Regions from separate parts of the Homo sapiens genome. Here region 1 is linked to region 2. A link is a contact called in ENCODE Hi-C or POLR2A ChIA-PET data. All regions are on one chromosome and are shown on one strand. Each heading gives the region's core, a stretch centred on a gene start or an enhancer-like site at or near the end of the contact. The rest is flanking DNA. Distances are from core to core; before and after follow the strand shown. Region 1 holds the start of LINC02205 (long intergenic non-protein coding RNA 2205). Region 2 holds the start of RPLP1 (ribosomal protein lateral stalk subunit P1).

The links. Hi-C counts contacts between places; a loop is a spot of excess contacts on that map. ChIA-PET counts read pairs that join two places held with the same protein, here RNA polymerase II (POLR2A). Pooled maps may share reads with other maps.
Region 1: a pooled map shows a loop between it and region 2 (4-fold over the local background). The contact joins the promoter of LINC02205 here to the promoter of RPLP1 in region 2. A Hi-C loop is called at or near these places in 6 of 168 maps with a recorded cell type or tissue (CD4-positive, alpha-beta T cell, CD4-positive, alpha-beta memory T cell, CD8-positive, alpha-beta T cell and 2 more), 7 of 37 single-sample maps with no recorded cell type and 14 of 50 pooled maps. POLR2A ChIA-PET finds 5 or more read pairs at or near these places in 14 of 52 experiments (A549, CD4-positive, alpha-beta T cell, CD4-positive, alpha-beta memory T cell and 9 more).

Annotation. Positions count from the first base shown.
Region 1 is chr15:70,502,438-70,508,288 of GRCh38, forward strand. LINC02205 (long intergenic non-protein coding RNA 2205) reads right to left here and starts at 3,491. Exons shown (of 2, transcript NR_146562.1): 1 at 3,472-3,491; 2 at 1,470-1,688. RefSeq lists enhancers at 1,057-1,582, 1,583-2,106, 1,620-1,759, 1,860-1,999, 3,380-3,429 and 1 more.
Region 2 is chr15:69,449,054-69,455,050 of GRCh38, forward strand. It overlaps RPLP1 (ribosomal protein lateral stalk subunit P1), which reads left to right and starts at 3,765. Exons shown (of 4, transcript NM_001003.3): 1 at 3,765-3,967; 2 at 4,594-4,668. The coding sequence starts at 3,896. RefSeq lists enhancers at 3,471-3,520, 3,801-4,050, 4,201-4,310 and a silencer at 4,071-4,120.

The DNA.
Region 1 (5,851 bases), core at 2,241-4,740, 1.1 Mb after region 2:
AGAAAAGAAAAGGGATTGAAGTGGAGGGGGCTTCCAGGGTCCCCATGCACCAGCGCCCACACCAACCTCACGAGGGGCTGGCCAACCTGTACGCCAAAAGGGGCTGCTCTCTCTCTCCCAGCAGCTCCACCATCTTCTGCCCTGAATGTCTGATGGCCCCGCAGGAAGGACGGTGCTTCCCAGATCTGGAGCAGTGGAGGCCGAGCCGGTAATGAGACCCCCTGGGTCCCCTCCTGCAGTAGCCATGCTGCATCTGGCAACCAGCTGGGCCCTCCCTCCCTGCTGCCACCCCCTCCATCCACGCCATGCTTGTTTGTTTCAACTGAAGCTCACAGTGTAAGAGCCACAGATCTCACTGACGGCTAATGGCCAGGGCTGGGCTGCCCGGCCAGGTTCCCATGGCGGGCTGGTCAGACCGCCATCCCACCTGTGCCCACACCAGTCCCTCCACCTACTGCCTCCTCCACTTAGCATTTTTTTCTGGGCAGAAGAACCTTCTAGAGAGGTCTCAATGCTCAATAATGACAGGCACTGGCACCTGCCACTTCTAGCATCTGAGAGATAGGTAGGTCCATTTAACAGATGAGGAAAATAAGGTCCAGAGAACAACTTGTCCAGGTCCACACAGCTACTTGGGTAGAAGCAGCACTTGAACCCCGGTCTTCTGATTCCAAAGCGAGCACCCTTGCCAACAATAACAACCACTGCATATCAGCCATACTCATGTCAGTCTTTCTGACATTCATTTACATATTTACATCACAAGGTGAAAAAGAAACTAGTCAAAAGTAATAGGCAAGAAAACTTGAGACACTGATTCTCACAGTGTCACATGGAAGGAGAGAAGGGGCCTTCCATTTGTCACCACTTTCAGAGTGGGCCTTTACATCCTCAGTATTCAAATGTAGAAACTGAGGCCCAAGGAGGTTAAAGAACCGAAGTCGCCCCATGTTTCATGCAGCAAGACCATCACAGGCCAGAAAGTAAGCCATTTCCACTCCCCAAACCGCCCCCCAAGCTGGGCAGAGCGCTCACTGTGCACCTTCTGTGCTCTCTGCAGACAGCAGAGTGCTGGATGCTGAGGCTCCTGTCTCAGGGGAGCTGATGGTGTGAAGGAAGGGGTTAGAATAATGTCGCTTCCTGCAAGAAGCTTCCTACAAGAGTCCCCTGGCTCCCTGGCCTGGGGCCAGGACTTGGTCACACCCTTTCCTCGCACCCTGTCCCTTTTCTTCACACCACAAATCACAGCCTGTCATTCTACATAGGGGGGGTTAACCAGGTGAAGCTTCTGTCCCTTTTCTAGAGTGTGCAGAGACCCAGTCTCTGCCCAGCACAGAGCCTGGCACAAGGAGACACCCATAAACAGCTGAATGAATGAATGCATGAAGGAACAAATGTTGAAGCAGGCAGTGAAGTGGGAGGGCAGAGAATAGAGAGAGGGGTACAAACGCAGCCGCCCAGGGAGAGCGTAGAAGAGAAAGGTTGCATTTATCTGTGGGCGGGGAAGACAAGCCATGGCGGGTATCCACAGCAGAGCTCACCCCCGAGACCAGCCCAGGGCCTCGCGGCTGCTCTTCTCTTAAACAGGCAGTGGAAGACAGGGGAGCGGGCTCCATTTCCACCGTGCTCCCAGCCTGCTGGAGACCTTGCTTGGGGGCCTTTGCTCCTCTGGGCCTCAGTTGCTTCTGCTGTAAACAGAGGATGGAGTTGTCTTTGTCAACCTTTGAAAACACTTCTATTTCTGAAACCTCACAGCTGGGCCCAGCCTGCAGCTCTCAGGGTTTCTTCCCTCAGCACCAAAAGCCCATCCCCTAAAGCCTTGAACCCCAGCAGGGAACACTGCCTCCAAGACAGCTGGGATAGGGGCTGACCCTGAAGTGGCCACGTGGTTCCCAAAACTTGTAAGAGTTCCCCTAAATTCCCCTGGGTCTACTTATGGCCCCAGGCCAGCTGTGCCTTACTCACAGCCACAAGGCCTGGCTCTGCTGAATCTCAGCTCTGTGGTCTTGGGCAAGTCACCATGAGCCTCAGTGTTCCCATCTGTGAGACAGGAGAGGAGCCTTATGCCAGCAACACCCCTCCCCAAAGTGACTGTGAGCTCCAGGTGGAATCAGTGAAGCTCTGCATGTAGAGGGAGGACATCAGGACCAGGGAGGAATGTGTCTTTGAGGTGGCCTCCCCTCTCCACCCCGTCTTGTTCCCATGAATGACACGCTGTGTCCTGGGGCCTTTCTTCTTTGTAATCCCAGTGTCACTGAGGGCAGCTGAAGTGCTGCTTCTTCCCAGAGCTGTGTCAATGTGGGGGTGGGGGAATCTCCTGAAAGCCAGATCAGCACCCTCTAACCTCAAGGTTCCTGGCAGTCATCAAGGGAGCGCCTGGGGACAGGAAGCACTGAGCTTCCTCCACCAGCTGCACACTCGGCCAGCTCCTGAGAGGCTCTGGGCTCAACAGAGCCCAACGTCCGGTGTGACCTGCAGAAGCTCCTCCCCCGATGCCAGCACCTGAACCTCGGGGTACTGCCTGGTGACGAGTGGCGGAGCTAAGATGCCAGCTCCAGAATGTTCCTCAGGGAACCTCTCACTGCACAGACAAGGGGGCATGAGCTACCCAGCGCCCCCCGGCGAGGCAGTCCCAGGCCCCGACATTTCAGCTGCATGTGGTGCCCCACAGGTGCCCATGAGGAGGAGCTGAGACTGCAGAGGGGAGCGGCCCGCTGGGTCCATCTGCCCACCTGCGGCACGGGGGCGTCTGACGGGCACCCCCACGGCACCCCAACACGGGGGCTTAGGGACTCCCACATCTCCATTATGAGGGCTCAGATTTGTGGGCCAAATTCAAGCCTGAAGCTTCTCTGTTATTTGGCTGCAAAAGAATTCCTGGTGGGAGTGAACACCACCCACCCCTAACAAGGTGTCAGCCCTTTACCTTCTAGCTCCTGCTGCTCCCAAACCCCAGAAAAACCCACTCTGATTTGGCCTTGAAAACCAGAACAGTGACCCTTGCTGGCAGCCAAATGTTTGCACCACAGGCTCTGACATCCAGGCGTCTTAGGGTTGTCTTAGACATCCAGACAGCAAGACAGGCAGTGGGCAGCAGACCAGAGGTGATTGAATGGCCAACTACACCCCATGTGAGAGCAAAGTCCATGAGGGATACCCCTCTCCCCAATTCTTCTGGGGCCTTCCCTCCCCATAACACTTCCATCTGCCCAGACAAGGGCTTCTGGTGCCAGGGGCAGCTCCCTTCTTATCCTTTATACTTGGCTGTTTGTGCAGACCACACAAAGATGAGTCATGCTGAAAGGCAGAACCTGCCCAGGGCTCCGTGAGTAATTTAGGCACTCACTCTACTTCTATTAAATCCCCTTCCCTTGAGGATATTAATGGGAAAGAAATCTGACTAAAGTAATTCACACTCAGGTGTAGCTGACTAATAGCACTATGCGGGTGGGGAGAGGTGGGGAGGATTACCTTTTAGGTGTCTTGCTAACCCCAGATAGAGGAAGAAATCTCAGGCAGTTGACCAACCCATGATATCAGCCCTGAAGGCAGCTTAAGAGAAAAGGCAGGGGGTTGCATTAGTTCCCCAACATCTCTGCCGGGAAAGGACCTCAAGATCCATTATGCATTTGTGAGGTTAATCACAGCATCATAGCTGCTCAGAGTCAGAAAGACCTCACAGGCCAGGCAGACCCCTGGGGTATGCAAATGTGTGCAAACTAACATCCAGATTGGCATTCATTATTCTGTGGTCACCAGCTGAGGGACTTCTGTGTGGAGCACAGCTACGCTGCTGGCAGGAGCCCTGATGTGGAGCAACAATATCCTACTGGAAATGCCCAGGGTGGCCTTGGAGAAACTCCAGAGGGGCACAGGGATTGGCCTGCTGGACCCAGCTCTGGAGGACCAGCCAGAGATGCACACACACTCACTCAAGATGAAGTGCAAGCCTGTGTGTTTTAGTAAAAGGCAAATCTGAAACCGCCTTTGCAAAAATCATAACTAAGGAAATTATGACAGTGAGAGAAACCTGACAGGGCTGACTCCATCTTGTCTCAAGCCTCACAAGTTGGCTCTCTTTGCTCATTCTTGGGCTTGGGCCAAGCTAACTCTGGGAGACATTTATAGTTTAAATAACAGCTCTTCCCAAAAGCTAACGTGTTCTTGTAAAACAAATAAAAGGCCACCAAGTTAGGATAAGAGGGGCTTGAATTCTAATTATTATCAGCTATTGTTCTGGAGGTCATAAGATTTACAACTTCTCCAATTACTCTTGAAGATAACATCACTGTTGTAGAACCTAACATTGGCCTTTTGAGATAACTTTTCAGTTTTTTGCATGTCTGGCAACCTGATGGCCCCAGCTGGACCTGCCAACCACTTCTGTGGCCCCCACCCAGGAACCGCCTCAGCATAAGAGGACAGCTTTGACTCCTTATGATTTCATCCCCAAGCCAACCAATCAGCACTCCTGACTCACTGTCCTCCTACCCACTAAATTATTCTTAAAAACACCGATCCCTGAATTCTCAGGGAGACTGATTTAAGTAATAATAAAACTCCAGTCTCCCGTACAGCCGGCTCTACATGAATTGAACTCTTTCTCTATTGCAACTCCCCTATCTTGATAAATTGGCTCTGTCTAGACAGCAGGCAAGATGAACCTGATGGGCAGTTACAAATCATGCAAAGATGATATGAAGCAAATTACAGGGGAATGACCACAAAACAATCACCATCTCTCCCTGCCTGGTAAGGGTCCTACAACCCTGACAGAGGCGGTATAGAGCGGCAAATCAGGGGGAAGGGATAGCCTCTCACCACACCCAAATGTCCTCCAGCACCATCCTCCTTGGTCTGTTGCCCAGCAGTGCTCTGGGCCAGATACCTGTGCTCGGCACTGAGGGGCACCCAGTGTGACTCAAGCAGAGTCTCTCCCCCAGAAGGGGTTACTGGAGCCACATGTCCAACCACCAGGTCAGGTGAGAACTGAAGCTCAGAACCTCCATGCCAGGATGGGTCTCCATCTGTCCATTATCCACTACTGTTGTGTAGACTGTGCAAAGATGAGTATCAGGCTGGGCGCCGTAGCTCATGCCTGCAATCCCAACACTTTGGGAGGCCAAGGTGGGTGAATCACTTGAGCCCAGGAGTTCAAGACCAGCCTGGGCAACAAGGAGAAACCCCACCTCTACAAAAAATACAGGCACACACAAAAAATTAGCAGGGTGTGGTGGCACGCACCTGTAGTCCCAGCAACTCAGGAGGCTGAGGTGGGAGGGTCTACTGAGCCTAGGAGGTTGAGGTTGCAGTGAGCTGTGATTGTGCCACTGCACTCCAGCCTAGGTGTCAAGATGAGACCCTGTCTCAAAAAAAAAAAAAAAAAAAAAAAGAAGAAAAGAAAAGAAAAGGAAAAGATGAGTAACAGCTCTCCAAGGCAGGGCTCACCCAGGGCCTCACAGATAACCACTCATGTTGAACAAACCTTGCCTCACCAGGCTCTTAAAAGTGAATTTCAACAGAGGGACAAGTGAATGGAATGAATAAATAAATATTTACCATGTAGTATGAGTCAGGCACAGCAAATAGGGTGTCTTGTTTACTCACAGTGGCCTTAGGAGGAAGGTATTAGCATCTCCAATGGACTATTGAGGAACTAAGACTCAAAAAGATTAAGTGCCTCACCACGTCACACAGCTAGAAATTGATATGACCTCCACATTCATGGAGAAGTGAGGGGAAGTGGAGGGAGCTAAGGTTAATGTGGGTGATGTCAGAGGTACTGGTGACTTGCAACTGCCCTCCCCCTCATCTGGCCCCTCCCACTTCCAGCATGCACTCTCTCACCCAC
Region 2 (5,997 bases), core at 2,515-5,014:
TTTTTTTAACTAAAATGATAGTTTAATCTTTTGTTATTAATAATAAAAGTGTGATATCAGTCCTTGCCAAAAGCCAACTCAAAAGTTAAGGGAGAAGACAAAATGCACTAGTCACTCACAGTATAGTAGTAAACAATGTCATATATGTGTGTGTGTGTGTGTTTTTGAGGGGAGGGATGGATTTTCACTCTTGCCCAGGCTTGAGTGCAATGGCGCAATCTCGGCTCACCGCAACCTCCGCCTCCTGGGTTCAAGCGATTCTCCTGCCTCAGCCTCCCCAGTAGCTGGGATTAAAAGCATGAGCCACCAGGCCCAGCTAATTTTGTATTTTTAGTAGAGACGGGGTTTCTCCATGTTGGTCAGGCTGGTCTTGAACTCCTCAGGTGATCCGCCCTCCTCAGCTTCCCAAAGTACTGGGATTACAGGCGTGAGCCACTGCACCTGGCCTATATGTGTGTTTTTAGAACGCTTCAGGACACTAAAGGTTAAATTGCTATTGCAGTAGATACAGAATTTATTTCTTGATTTTCTTCTTAAAGTTTTTTTTTTAGAAACAGGGTCTTGCTCTGTTGCCCAGGCTGAAATGCAGTGGTGCAATCATGGCTCACTATAACCTCAAACTCCTGGATTCATGTGATCCTCCTGCCTCAGCCTCCCAAGAAGCTGGGACTACAGGTGCTCACCACCATGCCCAGCTAATTAAATTTTTAAAAATATTTTTGTAGAGCTGGTGTCTTGCTATGTTGCCTAGGCTGGCTTTTTTCTTTCTTTTTTGAGATGGGGTCTCATTCTGTCACCCAAAATGGAGTGCAATGACATGATCACAGCTCACTGTAGTCTCAACCTCCCAGGCTCAAGCAATCCTCTCACCTCAGCCTCTTGAGTAGCTGCAACTACAGGCAAATGCCAGCACACCTGGCTAATTTTTTATTTTTTGTAGAGATGGGGCCTTGCTCTGTGGCCTTGTCTGGTCTCAAACTCCTGGCCTCAAGCAATCCTCCCGACTTGGCCTCCCAAAGTGCTAGAATTACAGGCATGAGCCACAGCACCCAGCCTGCTTTTTAAATTATTATTTAAAATAATAGAGACAGCCCGGGCATGGTGGCTCACAACTGTAATCCCAGTACTTTGAGAGGCTGAAACAGGATGGCTTGAGGTCAGGAGTTCAAGACCAGCCTGAGCAACATGGTGAAATCCCATCCCTACAAAAAGTTTAAAAATTAGCCAGGTGTGGTGGCACGCACCTGTAGTCCCACCTACTGGGGAGGCTGAGGTGGGAGGATTGCCTGAGCCTGGGAGGCAGTGGTTGCAGGGAGGCAGTGGTTGCAGTGAGTTGTGATGGCACCACTGTGCCCCAGCCTGGGCAATGGAGTGAGACCCTGTCTCAAAAACAAACAAACAAAAAATTAATAGAGACTGGGTCTCACTATGTTGCCCCAGGCTGGTCTTGAACTCCTGGGCTCAAGCGATCCTCCCGCCTTGGCCTCCCAAAAGTGTTTGGATTACAGGCATGAGCCACCATGACCTGCCCCAGCCCACTTAAAAAAAAAAAATTTAGCCGGGCACAGTGGTTCACCCCTGTAATCCCAGCACTTTGGGAGGCCAAGGTGGGTGAATCACCTGAGGTTAGGAGTTCGAGACCAGCCTGGCCAACATGGTGAAACCCTGTTTCTACTAAAAATACAAAAAATTAGCTGGGCATGGTGGCACACGCCTATAATCTCAGTTACTCTGGAGGCTGTGGCAGGAGAATCGCTTGAACCTGGGAGGTGGAAGTTGCAGTGAGCCGAGATCGTGCCATTGCACTCCAGCCTGGGGAACAAGAGTGAAACTCCGTCTCAGAAAAAAAAAATTTTTTTTAATGGCTTATTGCATAGTATTTTCAAAATATTAATAGGAAATTTTTACTACGATAGGAGAATATGGGGCAGTGGAATTTGTCTGAAGTAACTGTTGAATCCACTAAGTCCTTCATCAACACAAAAGGAAATGCATGAGTACTGATGTTTTGCTTAACTACTTCTCTTGAATAGCTGTGGTTAGTGCTTACTGTTTGATACCCTGTAAAAAGTATTATCTATAATATATAGATGGAGAAGAAGATTATTTCCTCAATGACCACAAAGTGCCACTTGTCAACCAGATCAGTTTTGTTTTTTTGAGAGGGAGTTTTGCTCTTGTTGCCCAAGCCGGAGTGCAATGGCACAATCTCAGCGCAATGCAACCTCCGCCTCCTGGGTTCAAGCGATTCTCCTGCTTCAGCCGCCCTAGTAGCTGGGATTACAGGTGCCCGCCACCACGCCCAGCTAAATTTTTTGTATTTTTAATAGAGACAAGGTTTCACTATGTTGGCCAGGCTGGTCTCGAACTGCTGACCTCAGGCTATCCACCCGCCTCAGCCTCCCAAAGGGTTGGGATTGCAGGCGTGAGCCACCGCACCCGGCAGATCAGTTTTTTATGTACACTGCTGGACAAACAGTATTTTGGACTGACTCATTGTAGCTTTGGAAATGTTTGGATTTTTTAATAGCTTTAACCTTTCTTGACCAAAATTCCACTATAATGGCTGCTTAGATTTGGATGAAAACTCAACAGCTTTATTTTTTAAAAGTTTGATAGCTTTATAAATGCTTTTTTAAAAAATTCCGGATGTGAAAATATTTATGTTTGTAGTTAAGATTGACCCAAGTGGGACTCTAGATCGGTGGATTCCAACAGAAATGTTTCTTCAGAGATGATTATTAAATAATGGGATGGACTAAACAAAGAAGGTGCCCCCCCCCCACCAAAAAAAAAGATATATATACATAGAACTAACTTTCCGGTAAACTAAGCAAATTCCACGAGGAATGCAAAGATGACCATTTTTGAAGGTAGGAATTTAAATTGGGTTTAGATAACAAATAACGGGTTGTAGACAGCTTACCCATAATCCCTCCTTCCCCCAAGCACTAGGCAGTGAAGTTAGACTTCTGGATTCCACCTCCACGCTCACCGCGCGGCACTATGCAATCTTCGGTTAGTTACCAGGTCTAAGTTAGGCTTCTGGATTCCAACTCCACGCTCCACCGCGCGGAACTATGCAATCTTGAGTTAGCTACCGGGTCTAAGTTAGGCTTCTAGATTCCAAATCCACGCTCCACTGCGCGGTAACTACATAATCTTGGGCTAGTTTACCAGCTCTAAGACTTAATTTTGCCATATGCAAGATGGAGATAACATCCAACTCCTGGTGTGTGAGGATTACGTGAATCCTTGCAGAATGTGGCTCAGTGCCTGGGACATAGTAAGCGCTCTACGGCTTCTGCTAGCATAACGCTGTTAGTTTCTCTCATCCTCCTACATCTACCTATCTCAACCAAGGTCCTGCGCTAAGCAGGGGCCTCCAAGCTGGGACGCAGCCCTTACTCTCAGGGTCAGCGCCGGCTGGGAAGGCCGCGACCTAACCAGGAGATTACGAACAATGTCACCAGGGCCACAGCGGAGCTCCTGCCAAGTCAAGCAACTCATGGAACCAACGGAGGCGAAGTCCGAATACCTAGGCAACCCTAACCTAAAAGTGTTTTTAACGTTCTCAGGTCCTATAATTTACCCAAATAAAGTGGGACCGTATTTGCAGGCGCTGAGAAACTTTCTCAACAGTAAGAACCAATCAGGCGCAGTGCGCAGGCGCCTTCAGTGGGTCCTGGGTCCGCCTCTTCCGCCCGGTGCGGGCGCCGATTGGTCCGCGTGGACACATAAGAGGCTGCGTATAGGCGCGAGAGCCCCTTTCCTCAGCTGCCGCCAAGGTGCTCGGTCCTTCCGAGGAAGCTAAGGCTGCGTTGGGGTGAGGCCCTCACTTCATCCGGCGACTAGCACCGCGTCCGGCAGCGCCAGCCCTACACTCGCCCGCGCCATGGCCTCTGTCTCCGAGCTCGCCTGCATCTACTCGGCCCTCATTCTGCACGACGATGAGGTGACAGTCACGGTGAGTGCGGGCGCGGGCCGGCGGCCGGGCTGCCTGTGGGCGGTGACTTTCGGCTCTCCATGCGGTTCCCGGCTCCAGGCCGTTCGACTGAGCACTTCCGGCCGGGGCCAGGCCGCGAACACAGGCCGCATAGGGCGGGCGCTCCTCGGGGCTGGGGCCTCTCTCCGGGCAGGTCCTGGGCCCCCGGGACCACGTGCGGGCCCAGCGGGCATGGAGTGCGCTTGAGGCTGGGCGCTCCGGCTCCAAGAGCCTTCGTGTAGAAAAGCTCTTCCGCAGTGCTTGGGCACCCTGACCCGTGCCTCGTCTCTCTCAGGGACACTTACTCGGACCTCTTTCGGTGTAATTGCCTTGAATTCCCCCGGTCGTGGAGGAAGGCGCCCGAGCTCGGCTCCACCTCCCAGGTCTTGTAACTTAAAAATAGCCGCGTGACTCAGGCAAGTCCCAGCCCGTGAAACAGCAGTGATGGGCTCGCCTCATTGCAGGGCGCCTGGCACACATCTCTTTTGCTTGTGATAGAATATTTGAGCTGGTTAAACATGTTATGTACACTTATTGAGTGACGTGCAGCATTTTGGAGATATTACATACGCTACGTTTTGATGGATTGACGTTTTTATTTGTTGTAGGAGGATAAGATCAATGCCCTCATTAAAGCAGCCGGTGTAAATGTTGAGCCTTTTTGGCCTGGCTTGTTTGCAAAGGTAAGGTGATGGTGGCAAAGTGATTGTGGTAAGGCCTGCTGATTTACGAGGGCAGTTGTACATGCTAAAGTACCCCCAGCGGTGCCATAACGCCCCACATGCCGCTGGATCTCCTAGGTGTTTTTCGTTGCATGTATATCTCTAGGAGCTAATAAGATTTCAGCTTGTCAAGTCTTACGTTTCCTTATCAGACTCTGGTTTCCCTTTTGCTCTGAAACCATGGTTAAAAAAAATGTGAATCAGGTCATTTATTCCCAAAAAGGGTCACTCGGGAGATAGGTACTACGCATGTTAAGTTGCAAGCAAATTCTTTTTCTTTTTCTTTTTTTTTTCTTGAGACGGAGTCACCCAGGCTGGAGTGCAGTGGTGCGATCTCAGCTCACTGCAAGCTCCGCCTCCCGGGTTCACGCCATTATCCTGCCTCAGCCTCCCGAGCAGCTGGGACTACAGGCGTGCGCCACCATGCCTGGCTAATTTTTGTGTGTGTGTTTAGTAGTGACGGGGTTTCACCATGTTAGCCAGGATGGTCTCGATCTCCTGACCTCGTGATCCCCCCGCCTCTGCCTCCCAAAGTGCTGAGATTACAGGCTTGAGCCACCGCTCCCGGCCCGCAAGCAAATTCTTTCAGTAAATTCTTGCATTAAACCTATGGTTTGATGGACATTTGGGTTTAGCGGACTTCATTGACACAGTAGGTACTGTGTGTTGGGATATAAAAGACTAATAAAGAGGTTCCTGGTCATGGAGCTTGCACTGGCTATTTTCCATTGTACAGGTTACTTAATCTCTGTCAAGTGAAGCTAATAGCATCTAACTCCAGGGTTGTGACCTCTAAAGAGTTTTGAAAGATTGAAAACATTGTACCTATGTCATATTTAACAAGCCCCTTTTGAAGTCCTATATTTGTTTAGTAGACTGAAAATTTGAATTCACTGTTAAGAGGAGACATGGAACTGTGGAAAGAATATTCATTTGAGTGTTTCAGGAAGTTTGGATTTTTTTTTTACCAACATATTATTTGTAAAAGGAGGGAAATCAGCTGCCTCAGGAGGTTCTTAACATATAGGAATGTAATTATCAGATTCAAAGCTGAACAGTAGTGCGTTGCCCTGTAACCTAAGTCTTGGCTGTTAGCAAAGAAAAGCCAGTGTCTGGGGTATTGGTTCCAGGACCTTCCACTAATAACAAAATCCCAGGATGTTCCATCTCTTATATAAATGTATTTGCATATAACCTATGCACATCCTCCTGTATACTTTAGAAGTCTACATGTTTGGTACACATGCTTATTTTTCCACTGTTGAATCCATGGATGTGGAACTCACTGTA